Regions from separate parts of the Homo sapiens genome. Here region 2 is linked to region 1. A link is an interaction called in ENCODE POLR2A ChIA-PET data of the cell type or tissue named here. Cell type or tissue: GM12878. All regions are shown on one strand. Links, peaks and the distances in the headings refer to the core of each region. The heading gives the core; the rest is flanking DNA. Region 1 overlaps RAD51 (RAD51 recombinase). Region 2 has its middle 4.2 kb from the start of RHOV.

Region 1 (5,376 bases), core at 208-5,207:
GTCCTTTTGTGACTAAATTATTTCACTTAGCATAATGCCCTGAAGGTTAGTGGATGTTAATAGCATGTGTCAGAATTTCCTACCTTTTTATCTGCAGGACTAGGTCTAAGAAAAAAAATGTGTTTTCTTCCTTTTAAGGCTAAAATGATATTTCATTGTGTGTATGTACATTTTATCTATTCATTTGTCAATGGACATTGGGTTATTTCCAAAGCTATTGTGAGTAATGCTGCTATGAACATCGCTGTCCAAGTATCTGAGTTCCTGTTTTCAATTCTTTATATAGCTGGAAATGGAACTGCTGGATCACATGGTCATTCTGTGTTTAATTTTTTGAGGAATGACCACACTGTTATCTATTTTAATTTTTATGTGTGGTATATAGTAAGGGTCTAAAGTTATTTTGCATTTGGAAATTCATCTACATCAGCACTGTTTATTGAAAAGACCATTTTTTCCCTCATTAAATTGCCTTGTCAGCCAGGTTTAGTGGCTCACATCTGTAATCCTAACACTTTGGGAGGCTGAGTAGGGATGATCACCTGAGGCCAGGAGTTCGAGACCAGCCAGGGCAAGACAGCGAGACCACGTGTATTTGTAAAAAATTTTAAATTTTAAAAAAATTGCCTGTTACCTTTGTCAAAAATGAAGTGACCATAAAGGTTTCATTTCCGAACTCTCCATATTTATCCATATGCCATCACCATATTGTCTTGGTTATTGTAGCTTTATAATAAGAATTTAAACCAAAAAGTCTAAGACCTCAAATTTTCTTTTTTTTCCAGACATTTCGGCTATTCTGGGTCCTTTGCATTTCCACGTTATGTTCCATAAATATTATGATTACTTTGTAAATTTCTGCAAAAAAAGCTTGCTGGAATTTTGATAAGGATTGGGTTGAATCTATAGATAAAATCTGAGGAGAACTGCCTTTTCTTGAGATAGAGTCTCGCTTTGTCACCCAGGCTGGAGTGCAGTGGCGCGATCTCAGGTCACTGCAACTTCTGCCTCCCTGGTTCAAGTGATTCTCCTTCCTTACCCTCCCAAGTAGCTCAGACTACAGGCAGTGTGCCACCATGCCTGGCTAATTTTTGTATTTTTAGTAGAGACAGGGTTTTGCCATGCTGGCCAGACTGGTCTCGAACTCCTGACCTCAGGTGATCCGCCCACCTTGGCCTCCCAAAGTGTTGGGATTACAGGTGTGCACCACAGTACCTGGCCAAGAATGCCATTTTAGTAATCTTGAGTTTTCCCATCCATGATGTGGAATGCTTCTCTTTATGTAAATCTTCAATTTTTCTCAGTAATGTTTCAGAGTTTTTGCTGTACAAATCTTACATTTCTTTTGTTAAATTTATTCCTAAGTATTTTATTCTTTTTCTTGCTACTGTGAATGAAGTTTTTTTTTCAAGTTTTACTTTTGAATTGTTATTGTCTAGTATATACAAATACAATGGATTTTCGTATATTGATATTGTATTCTGCAACTTTGCTGAACAGTTATTTAGTTCTAGTTTTTCTTGTGGATGGATTCCTTAGGATTTTCTACATATGGCACCATGTCATTAGCAAATAGTTTTCCTTCTTCCATTCCAATCTGGATGCCGTTTATTTCATCTGCTTGTCTGACTACACTGTCTATAATCTTTGGTACATTGCTGAATGTAAATAGTGAAAGTGGGCATCCTTGCCTTGTTACTGACTTTAGGGGGAAAAGCATTCAGAATTTCACCATTAAGGCCGGGTGCAGTGGCTCACACCTGTAATCCCAGCACTTTTGGGAGGCCAAGGCAGGCAGATCACTTGAGGTCAGGTTTGAGACCAGCCTGGCCAACATGGAGAAACCCTGTCTCTTCTAAAAATACAAAAATTAGCCAGGCTAATTTTTGGCTGAGGCAGGAGAGTCACTTGAACCCAAGAGGTGGAAGTTGCAGTGAGCCGAAATAGCACCACTGCATTCCAGCCTGGGTAACAGAGCACCATTTAGTATGATGCTACCTGTAGGTTTTTCACAGATGCCCTTTAGCAGGGCCTCTGATACATGTTATATTCATTATTGAGAGTGAAATATTGAAGCCTGTATCCATTAATGAAAATGAAAAACTGGTCCCTTACTATTATTGATGAGTTGTCTATTTTCCCCTTTAATTCAGTTTTTGTTTCATGTTATTTTGGGGTTTTGTTGTTAGGCGTGTGTGTATCTTTACAACTGTTATATCTTCCTGACAAACTGACCTTTTAATTATAAAATGTTCCTCTTTGTATATAATGTGTTTGTCTTTTTTTTTTGAGACGGATTCTTGCTCTGTCGCCCAGGCTGGAGTGCAGTGGCGCGATCTCGGCTCACTGCAAGCTCCGCCTCCCGGGTTCAGGCCATTCTCCTGCCTCAGCCTCCCGAGTAGCTGGGACTACAGGCACCCACCAACACACCCGGCTAACTTTTTGTATTTTTAATAGAGACGAGGTTTCACTGTGTTAGCCAGGATGGTTTCGATCTCCTGACCTCGTGATCCACCCGCTTCAGCCTCCCAAAGTGTTGGGATTACAGGCGTGAGCCACAGCGCCCAGCCAATGTGTCTGCCTTAAAGTGTACTTTGTCTGATATTAGTATAGCCACGCAGTGTCTCTTATGGTTACTATTTGCATGCAATATCTTTCTCCATTCTTTTACTTTCTAAAGGGTTTCTCTGGAAGAAAACATATAGTTGGATTTTTTTTTTTTAAATCCAGTCTGACAGCAACTCTAAAGAATGCCTTTTTCTGGCCGGGTGCGGTGGCTCACACCTGTAATCCCAGCACTTTGGGAAGTCAAGGCAGGTGGATCACCTGAGGTCAGGAGTCTGAGACCAGCCTGGCCAATATGGTGAAACCCCATCTCTACTAAAAATACAAAAAATTAGCTGGGTGTGGTGGTGTGCGCCTGTAATCCCAGCTACTAGGAAGGCTGAGGTGGGAGAGTTGCTTGAACCCGGGAGGCAGAGGTTGCAGTGACCTGAGATCACGCCACCGCACTCTAGCCTGGGTGACAAGAGCGAGACTCCATCTGAAGAAAAAAAAAAAAAAGAATGCCTTTTTCTACTAAGGAAGTCATTCTTTTGAACCACACATACAACTTTGGGACGTGGGGTTATAGAAGAGACATTCTTCGGCCAAACTAACCCTGGCAATCACTACATTGATAAGTGTAGCCATAGTCTCTCTTATCTAAACCAGTAACCTACCTCTCAGCCACTGCCAGCAGCCGTTCTGGCCTAAAGGTACCCTCAGTGTCAATGTACATGGCCTTTCCTTCACCTCCACCCCGGTCAATGGGAAGCTATAGAGAACAAAAACAACAGTAGAAATGAACATTGTATTTCTGATACAGCTGACCAAGCTCCTCATGACATCTTTATAATTCCTCCAAGGCAAAGGGAAAAAAACATTTAAAAATGACAGTGGTAGGAAGGAGGCATTCCCTTCTGATATTAATAGAAATACAGCTAGAAAAATATGTAAAGCTGATTGTGTCTCAGTACATACAGCTAGTCCTGTCAGAACTGGACTGCTTAGAAATATAGCCCAAAGTAGGTAATAAAATTCTTTTCTTCTTTTTTTTTTTTTTCTTGCGATAGTCTCACTGTTGCCCAGGCTGGAGTGCAGTGGCGTTATCTCGGTTCACTGCAACCTCCACCTCCTGGGTTCAAGCAACTCTCCTGCCTCAGCCTCCTGAGTTGTTGAGATTAAAGGTCCATGCCACCACGCCCAGCTAATTTTTGTATTTTTAGTAGAAACAGGGTTTCACCAAGTTGGCTAGGCTGGTCTTGAACTCCTGACCTCAGGTGATCTGCCTGCCTTGGCCTCCCAAAGTGTTGGGATTATAGGCACGAGCCACTGCACCTGGCCTTTTTTTGTTTTGGAGACAGGGTCTCACTCCGCCGCCCAGGCTGGAGTGCAGTGGTGCAATCTTGGCTCACTGCAACCTCTGCCTTCCGGGCTCTGGAGATCCTCCCATCTCACCTCCCAAATAGCTGAGACCATAGGTGTGCACCACCACACCCGATTAAATTTTTTTATAGATAGGGTTTTGCCACATTGCCCAGGCTGGTCTTGAACTCCTGGACTCAAGTGATCTGCCCGCCTCGGCCTCTTAAAGTGCTGGGATTACAGGCGTGAGCCACCACACCTGGCCAGTAATAAAATTCTAGAACTGCATACCAACACAAGACTGATCAATTCAAAAGTACAGAAACTTGGAAGACCATTTACCTTAGCTTTAATCAATAATGGGCCATGATCCAAAGCCCAGTTAATTTTAGCATGTCTATATCAAACTTATACTTCACTTTATTGAGCAGTTCATTCTTTAGGGGTACTAAAGGGACTAGTCAATGCCCTCGGAGTGTCTATAGCAAATTTCGAGTGTGAGCAAGAAAGAAGAAAAAAACATATTTACTCCAATAGTATAAACAAGATGTTTAAAATGAACAATTGGAGAAAACAGAAAAATAAGTAGAAAGAATTTTAAAGAGAAAACAAAAAGGAAAGAAAAGAGAAGTAAATGAAATGCCATGAAAACTGTCTTATGAGCCACTCAAGGAAATCTCTGCTTTAGACTACCCATTCCATACCAGATACCTTTGAATTTTTCTACAAAGTTTAAGTGAATGATGCTAAAGGGTAATTTCTACTCTAGAAATCTACTTTGGAGTCATAATTCCCATTTAAATTATGAGGAAAATCCTTTAGAACATTTTATGTTAAAGGCCTAGGAGAACCAAATTTTTTCTTTCTTTTTTTTCTGAGACGGAGTTTCGCTCTTGTTGCCCAGGCTGGAGTGCAATGGCATGATCTTGCCTCACCACAACCTCTGCCTCCCGGGTTCAAGGGATTCTCCTCCCTCAGCCTCCCAAGTAGCTGGGATTTCAGGCATGCACCACCACGCCCGGCTAATTTTGCATTTTTTAGTAAAAATGGGGTTTCTCCACGTTGGTCAGGCTGGTCTTTAACTCCTGACCTAAGGTGATTCACCCACCTTGGCCTCCCAAAGTGCTGGGAGGCGTGAGCCACTGCACCCAGCCCAAATTTTCTTTCTTATCTTTGAGAATTTTTTTTTGAAATTACAAAACAACTATATGCTTATATTAAAAATCTAAACAATATAAAAGTAGAGGGCCGGAGGCCAGGCGCAGTGGCTAACGCCTGTAATCCCAGCACTTTGGGAGGCCGAAGCAGGTGGATCACCTGAGGTCAGGAGACCGAGACCATCCTGGCTAACATGGTAAAACCTTGTCTCTACTAAAAATACAAAAAATTAGCCGGGCGTGGTGGCGGCCACCTGTAGTCCCAACTACTTGGGAGGCTGAGGCAGGAGAATGGCGTGAACCTGGGAGGCAG
Region 2 (5,376 bases), core at 206-5,205, 160 kb before region 1:
GAGCCCTGATCGCACAACTGTACTCCAGCCTGGGTGACACAGCAAGACTCTGTCTCCACAAAGAAAATAAATAAAATGCATAAAATAAAGAAAAAGGAAGAGAAAAACCTATGGTGGCCCAATTTCCACTGAAAGCTCAGAAAGTGGGTAGTCAAGTTATTGTATTATTATTATTGTATCATATAACTATATTATAATATATAATTATATATTAAGTTATATATAATATATAATTATTATCAGTATGTTGGTAAGCAAGTGTTAAATATAAAATTCTTTTTCTTGAATTCTGTTTTTATTTCAAAGCTTTCTGACCTGCCCATCTCAGTCTCTGAGCTCATCCTAAGCAGCAGGCCTGATTTTGGGGGTCTTGGACTGGAGTATGCAGAAGAAACAGAAAAAGACAATGAGAGTGCATTCACTCAAAAACAACCTCTCTCTGGATGGAGCCCTTGGAATAACTTTTCCCCACCACTGGTGTTCTTTCGTTTTTGTTTTTAATTTTTTTGAGATGGAGTCTCGCTCTGTCTCCTAGGCTGGAGTGCAGTGGCGTGATCTCAGCTCACTGTAACCTCCGCCTCCCAGGTTCAAGCAATTCTCCCTACATCAGCTGCCGGAGTAGCTGGGATTACAGGTGCATGCAACCATGCCCAGCTAATTTTTGTGTTTTTAGTAGAGACAGGGTTTCACCATGTTGGCCAGGCTGCTCTTGAACTCCTGACTTCAGGTGATCTGCCTGCCTCAGCCTCCCAAAGTGCTGGGATTACAGACGTGAGCCACCGTGCCTGGCCGTGGTGTTCTTTTGTTAATCCCTTATTTGCCAGCGGAATAATTGTGGTGGTAGGGTAGGGGGTTGGTTTCTTTTGGTTTATTCTTGTCCAGGTTTTGCTATAGGCATTCCAGTGTTTTCAGTAAACTTAAGATATGGAATTAACAAAAATACCTAATAAAACTTGACAACACTGGCTGGGCACAGTGGCTCATGCCTGTAATCCCAGCACTTTGGGAGGCCGAGGCAGGTGGATCACCTGAGGTCAGCAGTTCGAGACCAGCCTGATCAACATGGTGAAACCTCATCTCTACTAAAAATACAAAAAGTAGCTGGGCGTGGTGGTCCACTCCTGTAGTCCTAGCTACTTGGGAGGCTGAGGCAGGAGAATCGCTTGAACTAGGAGGCAGAGGTTGTAGTGAGCCAAGATCTTGCCACTGCACTGTGGCCTGGCCGACAGAGCCAGACTCTATCTTAAAAAAAAAAAAAACTTGACCACGCCTGAGGGTGGACCTGTGGTTGGCTTGTTCATTCTGGAACAGACTGCCACTTACTAGTTTCTTTCATCTTGGGGCAGGTCCCCTATACTCACTGATAAAATGGGAATAGACACACGCACGCACACACACACACACAGCCACACCTTCTCAGACACACCCCTCTCCTAAGCCATGTCACTTGGTTCTTATGAGACAGGGCAGACTGCAGCACTTTTACAAGTCTAAAGCCATATACAGCTGTGATGGACATTTTGGAGGCAAGATATTACTGCCGTGATTCAATGTCAGGGCTATGGTTGAGTTTTTTAGTTTTTGGTTTTTTTTAAGTAAACTATTTTTTTTTTGCCTTTTTTTGCGGTGGGGGGATAGGGGGTGCAGAATCTCACTCTGTCACACAGGCTGGAGTGCAGTGGCTCACTGCAGCCTCAACCTCACAGGCTCAGGTGATCCTCCCACCTCAGCCTCCTGAGTAGCTGGGACTTACAGGTGCATGCCACCATGCCCCATTAATTTTTTTTTTTTTTTTTGAGACTGGGTTTTGCCATGTTGTCCAGGCTGGTCTTGAAATCCTGGGTTCAAGCAATCCTCCTGCCTTGGCCTCTCAAAGTGCTGAGATTGAAGGAATGAGCCACCAGGCCCGGCATGTCTCACTTATTTATGTATTTAATTATTTATTTATATTGGTATAGACTTGTATATTTCCTGCCCCAGTCCTATAATCTGCTATTTCTCCATGGAGAATGTCAGAGCCAAGTTTTAATCCTAGCAAATGTGTGTCTAGCTGGAAGTTGGGGCAGAAGATCTGGCAGGCAGCAGGAATAAGACCCAGCCTACCCTTAGGAGGGGAGTTTCCCAGCAGTAGCAGCCAGAATTGCAAACTTCCCCAGCAAGTCCTTCTCTGAGAAACAGGTGACTCATCAGCACCTTAAGTTGTTTCCTCCCTCCCCCTCTTGCTGACAAAACTGCCCCTAAACCAGCTCAGACAGAGGGACCTAGGTTGGAAAGTGTCCCCACCTAAGCGGCCAGAAAATAATGACCTGTCTCAGGCCACATCAGGGCTTTTACCTGTGCCCAAGCAGACATCTCCCCCAATTTGTGTATTTACACCCCTCCTGCCTGCAGAAAGGATGAAACAGGATTACCCTCAAATTTACAGCTATAATTAAACTATTATTAAAATCCAGGTAAAAAAACAAGAGCACTGCAAAGAAGAGCGTGTGTGTGTGTGTGTGTGTGTGTGTGTGTGTGTGTGTGTGTGCGCGCGTGTGTAGTAATTCTGTCCCAGACACCTGGGCTGGGGCAGCTTCCCTGGGATCCCTGAATCACAGATTGCTAGCACCAGAAAGGCTTTCAGAGATAAACATGCTTCACCTGTCATTTTATAGGACTGAGACAGATGAAGTGATTTGGTAGGCATCACACAGCTAGTGAGCTGAAGAACTGGGAACACTGGGACAGGTCTCCTGATGTCCAGGTCTTTTAAAATGCCACTCCTGGCCGGGCGCGGTGGCTCACGCCTGTAATCCCAGCACTTTGGGAGGCCGAGGCGGGTGGATCATGAGGTCAGGAGATCGAGACCATCCTGGCTAACAAGGTGAATCCCCGTCTCTACTAAAAATACAAAAAAAAAATTAGCCGGGCGCGGTGGCGGGCGCCTGTAGTCCCAGCTACTCGGGAGGCTGAGGCAGGAGAATGGCGTGAACCCGGGAAGCGGAGCTTGCAGTGAGCCGAGATTGCGTCACTGCAGTCCGCAGTCCGGCCTGGGTGACAGAGCGAGACTCCGTCTCAAAAAAAAAAAAAAAAAAAAAATGCCACTCCTTTTCCAGGAGAGCAAATACAACAGCTTTTGGGCTTTCTAGAGGAATACAAAGGCAGGACAACAGGTAAGGCCTCTTTCACTTGCTAGATGAATAAACTTATGTGGATGTGTCTGAGAAGTTTTTGAGACTTGGGGCTACAATTAGGGATTATTAGCATCCCCAGACATTCAGAGGTATGGCATGTAGGATGAAGACATTGGCATGTAGAAGTGGTTACAGGGGCTCCTACGATTTCCCCATCCCCATAGTCGAGATTTTAATGATTAAGTCATCTTTCTAGCTGTAGTCCTCTCCTTTGGGCTCAAAAAGAGAAAACAAGAAATCTCAGCACTTTGGGAGGCCAAGGAAGGTGGATTGCTTAAGCTCAGGAGTTCAAGACCAGCCAGGCCAAAATGGTGAAACCCTGTCTCTACCAAAAATATAAAAATTAGCCAGGCATGGTGTCATGCACCTGTAGTCCCAGCTACTTGGGAGGCTGAGGCAGGAGAATCGCTTGAACCTGGGAGGTGAAGGTTGCAGTGAGCTGAGGTTGAATCTGTTGATCTGGGCCACAGAGCGAGACCCTGGCAAAAAAAAAAAAAAGAAAAAGAAAAGAAAAATCAGGGAACCTGTCACTTTTTCTAAGAGATGTAAAGATTTGGTTTGGATTTATGGCTTTTTTTTTTTAGACTGAGTCTCGCTCTATCACCCAGGCTGGAGTGCAGTGGCGCGATCTCGGCTCATTTGCAACCTCTGCCTCCCAGGTTCAAGCAATTCTTGTGCCTCAGCCTCCCAAGTAGCTGGGATTACAGGCGCCACCACCACGCCCGGCTAATTTTTGTATTTTTAGTAGAGACGGGGTTTCACCATGTTGGCCAGGCTGGTCTCGAACTCCTGACCTCAAGTGATCCACCCACCTCAGCCTCCCAAAGTGCTGGGATTACAGGTGTGAGCCACCGCACCTGGACGGATTTATGGCTTTTATACTACCAGCTCTTGGAGAAATAGAATTATCTCTTTTAATATTCACTGCCCCTCCCCCTCCCAACATTCTCCTTTCCCAAAACTCGTGAATGGCTGACTCCCTGAAGGTGACGGTGTTTTCTGTGATCTTTGCATAGGCTGAGATGAAAGGGTCAGAGATCAGAGAAAGGATTCTGGGCCTGGTGTCACTTGGTGTGGTTGCAATAAAGAGACAAAATTAGCATCAGGCTACTCTTCACTTGCTCTCCAGGTGACCTTCCCAGGGCTACCTGGGAGATATTGTCTCAGTCTGCAAACTCCTTCTAGGGCAAGGGCAGTGGGTGGCCCAGAACAGCATCTGCAGATAGGTAATTATTATGTGCTTTTGATGATGATGAGATAATATTAGGTATTTGGAGATTTATAAAATATTCAAATGGAAATTGTCCTTGAAGATCCTCCCCAGCTAGCTTCTCAGCACCCTGAGTTCCTTTAGCTGAGGGGAGTGAAAGTGTTCACAGCTTGCCTTCAGGCTGAGTCTAGAGAAAGCTCTCCTCTGAAAAGGAGTACAGTACATTCCTGCCTGCTGTATTCACACTTGTGTTTCTCTGCCTCTCTCATGATCTGTATACAGCTGAGCCTTGAACAACATGGGTGTGAACTGTACAGGTCCATTTTAGGCAGAATTTTTTCAATAAAAGTTACACTGAGGGCCGTGTGTGGTGGGTCATGCCTTTAATCCCAGCACTTTGGGAGGCTGAGGCCTGAGGATCACTTGAAGCCAGGAGTTGAAGACCAGCCTGGGCAAAAAAGCAAGACTGTCTCTACAAAAAAAAAAAATTAAAAAAATGTAGCCTGGCCTGGGGGTGCATGCCTGTAATCCCAGCTACTTGGAAGGCTGGGGCGGGATTGCTTGAGGCCAGGAGTTTGGACGCTGCAGTGAGCTATGCTCGCGTCATTGCACTCCAGACTGTGCAACAGATCAAGACCACATCTCTAAAAATAGATAAAAGTTATACCAAGTGTGCCTGCCTTTCCTGCCTCCCCTTCCACCTTCTCCACCTCTGCCACCCCTGACGCAGCAAGACCAACTCCTTTTCCTCCTTCTCCTCAGCCTACCCAACTGGAGACCACAAGGGTGCAGACCTTTACGATGATTCTAACTTTCTGATACAGGTCAGAAGAAAAAAGTTTGAAAATATGATAAGCCTCCTGGGCGTGGTGGCTCATACCTGTAATCCTAGCACTTTGGGAGGCCGAGGCAGATGGATCACCTGAGGTCAAGAGTTCAAGACCAGCCTGGCCAACATGGTGAAACCTCGTCTCCACTAAAAATACAAAAATT

The links. ChIA-PET counts read pairs that join two places held together with the same protein. Peaks named below come from ENCODE experiments on the same cell type or tissue, not always from the same donor. Only the 100,000 strongest peaks of a DNase experiment are listed, where the experiment ranks them.
Region 2: POLR2A ChIA-PET joins it to region 1 with 5 read pairs; 7 of 35 experiments call an interaction of 5 or more read pairs at or near these places.

Annotation. Positions count from the first base shown.
Region 1 is chr15:40,716,745-40,722,120 of GRCh38, reverse strand. It overlaps RAD51 (RAD51 recombinase), which reads right to left. Exons shown (of 10, transcript NM_002875.5): 6 at 3,222-3,316. Among named protein-coding and RNA genes, the nearest start is that of RAD51, 24 kb to the right of the region's middle. In GM12878, for the core only: no CTCF peak of the experiment used is centred there; no DNase peak of the experiment used is centred there.
Region 2 is chr15:40,875,793-40,881,168 of GRCh38, reverse strand. No RefSeq gene overlaps it. Among named protein-coding and RNA genes, the nearest start is that of RHOV, 4.2 kb to the right of the region's middle. In GM12878, for the core only: no CTCF peak of the experiment used is centred there; no DNase peak of the experiment used is centred there; H3K27ac peaks cover 808 bases.